Linked DNA regions of Mus musculus: regions 1 and 3 are each linked to region 2. The links are chromatin loops, found by intact Hi-C in ENCODE. Cell type or tissue: heart. All regions are shown on one strand. Region 1 overlaps Sh3rf3 (SH3 domain containing ring finger 3). Region 2 holds the start of Sh3rf3 (SH3 domain containing ring finger 3). Region 3 overlaps Sh3rf3 (SH3 domain containing ring finger 3).

The links. Peaks named below come from ENCODE experiments on the same cell type or tissue, not always from the same donor. Only the 100,000 strongest peaks of a DNase experiment are listed, where the experiment ranks them.
Region 1: a loop joins it to region 2, with 5 times the contacts of the local background. A loop is called at or near these places in 13 of 42 quality-filtered maps.
Region 3: it touches region 2 in a loop (2.2-fold over the local background); 14 of 42 quality-filtered maps call a loop at or near these places.

The regions. Positions count from the first base shown.
Region 1 is chr10:58,994,068-58,996,567 of GRCm38, forward strand. All of the region lies in intron 2 of Sh3rf3 (SH3 domain containing ring finger 3), which reads left to right. Among named protein-coding and RNA genes, the nearest start is that of Sh3rf3, 180 kb to the left of the region's middle. In heart, a CTCF peak has its summit at 1,231 (motif pointing left); no DNase peak of the experiment used is centred here.
Region 2 is chr10:58,811,335-58,813,834 of GRCm38, forward strand. It overlaps Sh3rf3 (SH3 domain containing ring finger 3), which reads left to right and starts at 2,025. Exons shown (of 10, transcript NM_172788.3): 1 at 2,025-2,500. The coding sequence starts at 2,241. In heart, CTCF peaks have their summits at 980 (motif pointing right) and 1,206; DNase peaks (open chromatin) are centred at 997, 1,627 and 1,647; H3K4me3 peaks cover 1,641 bases; H3K27ac peaks cover 1,223 bases; H3K27me3 peaks cover 1,896 bases.
Region 3 is chr10:59,003,681-59,006,180 of GRCm38, forward strand. All of the region lies in intron 2 of Sh3rf3 (SH3 domain containing ring finger 3), which reads left to right. Among named protein-coding and RNA genes, the nearest start is that of Gm23223, 190 kb to the right of the region's middle. In heart, no CTCF peak of the experiment used is centred here; no DNase peak of the experiment used is centred here.

The DNA.
Region 1 (2,500 bases), 180 kb after region 2:
TATGCCTGGATCCTCAGTACACAGTGATATCCAAGCTGGAAGGCAGGATCACAGCTCCATGGTGCATTCATTTCTCAGACTCGAGGCTCACCCTTGACTTGATTCCAAACTGTTGATGTGATTGTTGGATTATCCCATGTGGCATGTCTGCCCCTTTGAGAAAATGTTCAGACTACATGCCATTCTCAAGGCATGTGTGATTTGTCCAGTCTGGTTGGACTGTTCCCTTTTCTCCAGGGGAGAACACAAAGACCATTTCTTCAATTCCATGCAATAACATTTCCAAAACATCCACTAATAAGAGTTATGCAGCCTAATGAGACCTTCCTAATCATCGCCTATTCAGGAAATGGCATGATACCAAAGCTGGGCAGCTCCACTCACCACCACCTTCCTCCTCACACCTGATAAAGATGGGTGAAAGGGGTTTACTCTTGAACATCAGATAAATAGACTCGAGCAGAGTTTAATTTTTGTGTTCAATCTGTTTTCAGGGTCTCATTTATGAGATACACATCAGGGTTTTTTTGTAGGGTTGTTTGTTGGTATCCATTGCTCAGTGGGTCTGTGAGTTATTCTTTCAATGGTAGACTTGAGTTTTGGGAATTTTTAGGTCCATAACAAAAGGGAGCTAATACAGAGGTTTCCTGTGTGCCACAGCAGTCCCCTTCCACCTCCTCTATTATCAGTAAAGCCCTGGGGTGTGGTACATTTTTACCATTGCTGAGCCTGTCTCGACAATATCAGCCAATGGCCTTTGTTTCTATGGGAATTTAGTCTTGATGCTGTACAGTCTTGGTGTTGGACACATGTAACACATATACCCTATGACTCATCGTGCTTTCACTGTCTTGAACTCTGTATGCCTCACTTTTTTATCCCTCCCCTTCTTTGCAGCCACAGAACTTTCCTAGTCTCTGTGGCTCTCTCCTGATTTCTGGTATGGTTCTAGCACCACTACATGCTTCCCTTTCCTGCTGCTTTCTTTCACTCAGAAATGTGTGTTTCTGTCTTTCCATGGCCTGGTAGCTCCATTGTTTTTTTAAAATAAAATACATTCTTGAAGAATTTCACACATGTGTCCAGTGAAATAGAATCATAGCCACTACCGATTTCTCCTCCTGAATCCCCCTAGTGTAACCCCCTCTGAACTTCACATCCTCTTGTTTCTGTTTTAGTAATCCACTAAGTTCGATTGATGCTGCTTATTACATAAAGTTGTGAGGCCACCTACTGGCTCATTGTGAGGCCATCCAATGGGGCGAGAGCAACAGAACAGTGGCTACACCCTAAAGAAGAATATTCCCTCTATCAGGAGCTATCAATCACTATTTAATTAGGGTTCTGGCCTCTCAGGTTACTTTCTACCCATGTGGGAGTTTTGGCTGGCTGAATCATGTGCAGATAGCCACAGCCTTCAGGAGCTGAGGCATGCAATGGCAGAGGCAGTGTTCTATGGCCTTCCTTGCCATCCTCCAGCTTTGAATCCTTTCTGTGTTGTCTTCTGCAGAATTTCCTGAGCTTGGAGGTGGGGGTAGTAGGGGATATTGAAAGTTCACATAGATGTTCCACATGGGACCGTGTTTCAGTTAGGGTTTCATTCTCTATAATGAAACACCATGATCAAAGGCAAGCTGGGCTTACACTTCCATATTGCTGTTCACTATCAAAGGAAGCCAGGACAGGAACTCAAACAGGGTAGGAACCTGGAGGCAGGAGCTGATGCAGGGCATGGAGAGGTGCTGCTTACTGGCTTGCTTCCCCTGGCTTGCTCAGCCTGATTTATTATAGAACCCAGGACCACCAGCCCAGAGATGGCAGCACCACAATGGGCTGGGTCTTCCCACATTGAACATGCCTTACAGCTGGATCTTATGGAGGCATTTTCTCAGTTGAGCTTCCCTCTTTTCTGATAACTTTAGCTTGTGTCAGGTTGATATCCACTGGAGATCTGCCCTTTTCTGAAGAGAAATGGGGGAGGAGTGGATGGCAGGTAGAGGGGGAGGTGCTGGGAGGAGAGGAGGGAGGGGAAATTGCACTTGGGATATAAATTTTTAAAAAATTATAAAAGATGAACAAAAAAAAGGAAAAGTTTCAGAATGCAGTTTATGGTAGCTTAATGTTGACAGTTGTAGGTTCTCTCCTAAGATCCACGAGTTCACTAGATGGGAATATGTGACACTAGGATTCTAGTACCAGACATAATGGCCTTGCCAAATGGACCTTAAAGCCAGTTAGAGAACTGTTGGCTACTTTCAAGATATGGATGCCGCAACTGGGTCTTTAGGTGTATCTTACCATGGCAGCGGTTGTTACAGTTCATAGGAGTCCTACATATATAGGAGTATTGATTGCTTCCCTCTCTTGGCTGCTTCCATAGGACTTTGTGGTATGGGAGCTAAACCACAGGTTAGATTCAGCTCAAATCTGGGTCCTGGCTCTGAAGTATAGGGTGTCTTCAGCAATAGGGATTCACCTTCAGCCTCAGAGAGGCAGCCAA
Region 2 (2,500 bases):
GAATCTGCCTGCACTAGTCTGCCCCAGCCCTTAGCCTGTAGTCCCCTAAGATTACTTTTATTTTGCACCTTTTAAAATTCTCCTAAGCTTTATTTCTCTCTTGCATCCAAAAGCACTCAGGCTATATCATCATGGACAGCAACTTTGTTCTTTGTTCTTTGCACACACACCCTTTCCCGGGTCCTGATCACCACTCATAAATCAGGCATTCTGGACCCTCTCACAATTCCCCTTGGGTGTTCCTGAGCAAAAGTCACTCACCTCCCTACCCCCTTCATAACAGACAATAGACAGACATAGGCAATAATAGACATAGACAGACAATTCTATCTTATACCCTTGCCAATACTTGTGTAAATGATACAGAGATCGGCTGGGACAACTCTATGCTCCTGGGAATTTCCAGAGACTAGCAGTCTGATAGGAACTCAGGATATCTGGAATTGGGGTGCTAAATACTGCATTCAAATCATCACTGGATGAGATCAAGTCACTCTTTCGATCATTCAATGGATATTTACTAAACACGCCGTGTGGAAGATACTACTACACTGTAAGGGACACGTGGCTTATAGGCAACCGCTCTGCTACCATGTGGTCTTTTTGCATTTGGGTTCTGTGGTCACAAAAACCACATTTAATAAAATGGCTTCATAATAATGAGAATCAATTTCCTTACCCGTGTAATGAAGTTAAAGCAATTATTTCACAGGGTTGTTTAAGAGCATTAAAACAATGCAGATATTATGTTGGCATTTAAGTATCAGCAAAATTTTTTTCTCCCTAAAAACGAAGAAAAGTGACATTCAGCTTCACAAACAACAGGGCAGCCCAACCGGCAGGAGGGGCATCCACACCACTTTGGATGCTTGCCCTGGCATCTCCCAGCTGTGCATCATCCAGCTTTCTGGACCTTTGCCTGTGCGGGGCTCGAGAGCGTTGGGAACACGAGGGGCCCACCAGGGGGCAGCACACGGTAAGAAATCTTGTACACCGACCGCAGCCCACCGCCAAACTTCCCTGCTGCTCCAGGTCCTCGTACGTACTTCCGTCGCTCTGACGCTCCCAGAACCCCGGGCATCGGGAAGGAGCGCACATTCCCCCTCTTTTGAGCCTCCCGAGGAATATTTGGAGCTGGGTTCATCAGAGCTCACCAGAGCGGGCGCTGGAGTCTTTCACCGCGCCGCCAGGGGCGCGGCGCTCGGCCAGGGTGTGCTGGCGCGTGGGCGGCGGCGTCAGTCACACATCAGTGATTCTGGAGAGGGCAGCCGGCTTCCCGAAGGAGTAGTCGCGGCCCCGGCAGCCCCCGACCCGGCCATCTCCAGCGACTTCCCTTCTCGCCTCAAGGGACACCCCCGCACCTATACCCACAGCTGTCACTTGGGCATGCTGGCAGGAGAGGGGACACAAGCAAGAGTGCTCCCTGGAGTCGTCCAGAAGGATGCCTGGGTGTCTGATGCGTCCTCCGGCTGCTCTCCAGCGCTGGCTAAGAAAGCAGTCGGGATGATGCTCCCAAACTTTCCTTCGCGGAGGCGTTGAGAAGAAACGTCCCTTCCTGAAGCTCGCGGAGAATCCAGAGTCTGGCGTCCAGAGGGGACAGGGCCAAGCCTGCGCAGGGGAAGTTCTCCGGAGCCCCGGAGGTGGCCTAAAGGGAGAAGCTCCAAGGCAGGAGAGGTGTCCGTTTCCCAACACCCCCGCAGTGACTGTGACCTCTGCGCGTCCCCCGCACATGGTCCCGCGACCCAGGGACGAGATCCGGCTGAGCTAGTTGAGCAAGGCGGCGGTGCTCTGGCAGCCCGAGGGCGCATGGAGGCGCCGAGGGGGGCGGTGCGGCTCGCCTGCGGCGCGGGGGAGCGTGCACGCCGCGCCCCGGTCTCCCTGGGGACCTGGCCGGCCTCTCCCTGCACTCCCCGCTGCTGGGCTCCCGGGCGCGGGCGGCGCGGCAGCACAGGTGTTGCCCGCAGCGGCGGTGCGCGCGCGTAGGCTGATTGGGCTCGGCTGGCTGGAGTTGCCTCGGGGCTCCGGAACTCCGGTGCCTGCCTCGCGGGCAGGCTCGGCGTGTCACTTTGCAAATCGTGGAGGCTAGTGCCTCGGGCTGTCAGCACGCGCCGCGCGGGGACCGAACCCTGTTTATTGACGGCGACTGCCCGGGCTAGGCGCAAATGCCCGCTCTCCTCGGCGGGCCGGGCTCTGGCTGCTAGACTTAGGCGGCTCGCTGGGCCCGCGCTGGCGCCTCCCCCATGCTGCTTGGGGCGTCCTGGCTGTGCGCGTCCAAGGCGGCGGCCACCGCAGCTCGGGGCGAGGGCGAGGACAGGCAGGGTGAGCAGCAGAGGGGGGCCCAGGCGAGGACTGAAGAGGATATGGACGAATCATCGCTGCTGGATTTGCTGGAATGCTCTGTGTGCCTGGAGCGCCTGGACACTACGGCCAAGGTGTTGCCATGCCAGCACACCTTCTGCCGACGCTGTCTGGAGAGCATCGTGTGCTCGCGCCACGAACT
Region 3 (2,500 bases), 190 kb after region 2:
CAAATAGGTATATAGGGAAGTGGATAGACAGATAGACAGACAAACAGATAGGCATATATACAGATAGCAAAGAAGAAAAGATTAAAATTATATTTCTGGAGTGGTAGCTTAGTGGTTAGGTGCACTAGGACTCGGGTTCAATTGCCAGTTCCCACATGGTAGCTCACAACCTTCTATAACAACAATTCCAGGGGACCCATTGCCCTCTTTTGCCCAGCGGTCATGTGGCTGGCTTGTGTGGTGCTTCTATTTGGTTTTTTGGAAGAACCTTCATATTAATTTTCATAGTGACTATAATAAGGTTTATATTCCCACCCAGCAATTGTTTCCATTTTACTTCTTGATAAAATCCATCTGACTGGGACAAATGAGGTGGGGGGGGGGGGGTTGGGAGAGTTAACTCTGAAGGCAGTTTGAGTTATTACCTCCATGATGGCTAAGGATAATGTTTTTGTTTGTTTGTTTTTCTTTAACTATTTATTGGCTATGGGGGATGTGGAAATGAACTTGGTGGAGGAAGAAGTGAGACAGAGAGCGAGGAGTCACAAGCTCCAGGGATTCCTGATCCACTGTACACGATATCTGATCTGACATGGCTCTCCTCGGCATGCCCGTGAGACAACACAAAGGACCCAAGGCCAGGGTGGTGGTTGCTTCTCGTGTCTTCATAGAAACCACCCCTGGGCGTGGGGGTGGGGGATTGTACCCTCCCATTACAGGCTCCTGGACAGAAGAGTCAGATTCTGCTGAACAACACCAGTTGTACCAGGATTTGCCCTTAAATACATAAACATGTCATAATTGGTTAAAAAGCTTTATAATAAGCTCATGTAATAAGCAATAAAGTTAGATCTGCACTCTAATGCTGGTCTCCAGAGTCTGAATCCCGGGCAATGTGGGCTCCATCTCATCTCTTTTCCCCCAACTTCCCATTCCCTGTTCCCACATTGACCATTTGTATTTCTTCCTTTGAGATCCATTCATAAACATACTTTAGCTGTTCCATTCATAAACATACTTAGTTGATCACATGATTTGGTGTTTGGGGATACAGCGTTCTGAATTCTTATAGGCTCTGGATACTAACTCCCTGTTGGATGTATTTTCCTATTGAGTAGACTGTCTCTTCATTATGCAGAAGAATTTATATTTTGTATAATCCCCTTTACAGTTCTCATGGTTTTGTGTTACTCGAGTCTTTTAAGGAAGTCCTGCCTTGTGCCTATTTCCTGAAGTGCTTTTCTACGTTTTCCTCCAGCAGTTTCAAAGCTTAGCGAGTACCTTGAAGTCTTTGATCCACTCCGAATGGAGTTTTACTCAGGGCAAGTAGATCTACTTTCACTCCTTGGCTTTTATATAACCAGGTTTCCCAGCCTTGTTTGTTTCCTTGTTGGAAAACTGAACGTTAGAGCAGAATAAATGAGAAGTGACTGTGGTAAGCCCACAGGCTACCCTGTGGTCACATGGGGAGCAACTCCTCGGTCCTCAGTACACGCATCCTCTGGAGTTGTGCCCAGCTCCCATCAGACAGCTCTCCTAACTTTGATGATCACTGGAAAATGTGCATCCTGTCAGCCACTACAGCCTCTAGCATAGCATCTTTTCCAAAAGTCTTATGCCATCTACTGACAGACCTGACATGCCGTTCCCCTGACCTGGAGGGATGCTACCAAGCCTGTCATTCTGCTTCACTCCCAGTCTGTAGGCTTCCAGAGAAGGCAGGCAGAATAATATGTTATTCCATCAAGTGTCATTGGTCCCCAGTTCCAAACACATTACAGTTCCTGCTGGGCCATCTGGCCTTGCAGTAAATACCCAAAGAAGTTTTGATAGAAAAAAGTCAGGGAAGATATGCTGTGGTGAGGGATCTAAGGTATTCCTTGCCTGCTAAAAGATGAAGCCAGGAGCGTATTGGTTGGGGTGGGTACAGATGGCCAGACTCTCCTGTGTGACACCATCCTCCCTCAATCCCTGGGGCAGCCACACTCCTCCTAGAAGCTGATGCCTAATCATCTTGCACTCCTTGACTCATTGCTTTTCAGTATTCATATCTCCCCATACCCTCTGCCTAGGGCTCCAGGTGCCTGAGGATATGTCAAGAACATCTGCATCTTCACCAGCAGCCTGTGTCCCAGCCTTACCTCTCTGAGACACCCACCTCCCTCCTGAGACACCCACGTCCCTCCTGAGACACCTCCCTCCCTCCTGAGACACCTCCCTCCCTCCTGAGACACCCACGTCCCTCCTGAGACACCTCCCTCCCTCCTGAGACACCTCCCTTCCTCCTGAGACACCCACCTCCCTCCTGAGACACCCACCTCCCTCCTGAGGCACCCACCTCCCTCCTGAGGCACCACCTCCATCCTGAGGCACCCATCCCTCTCCTGATGGACCCACATCCCTCCTGAGGCATCCACCTCCCTCCTGAGGCACCCATCCCTCTCCTGAGGCACCCACCCCTCTCCTGATACACCCACCTCCCTCCTGAGGCACCCACCTC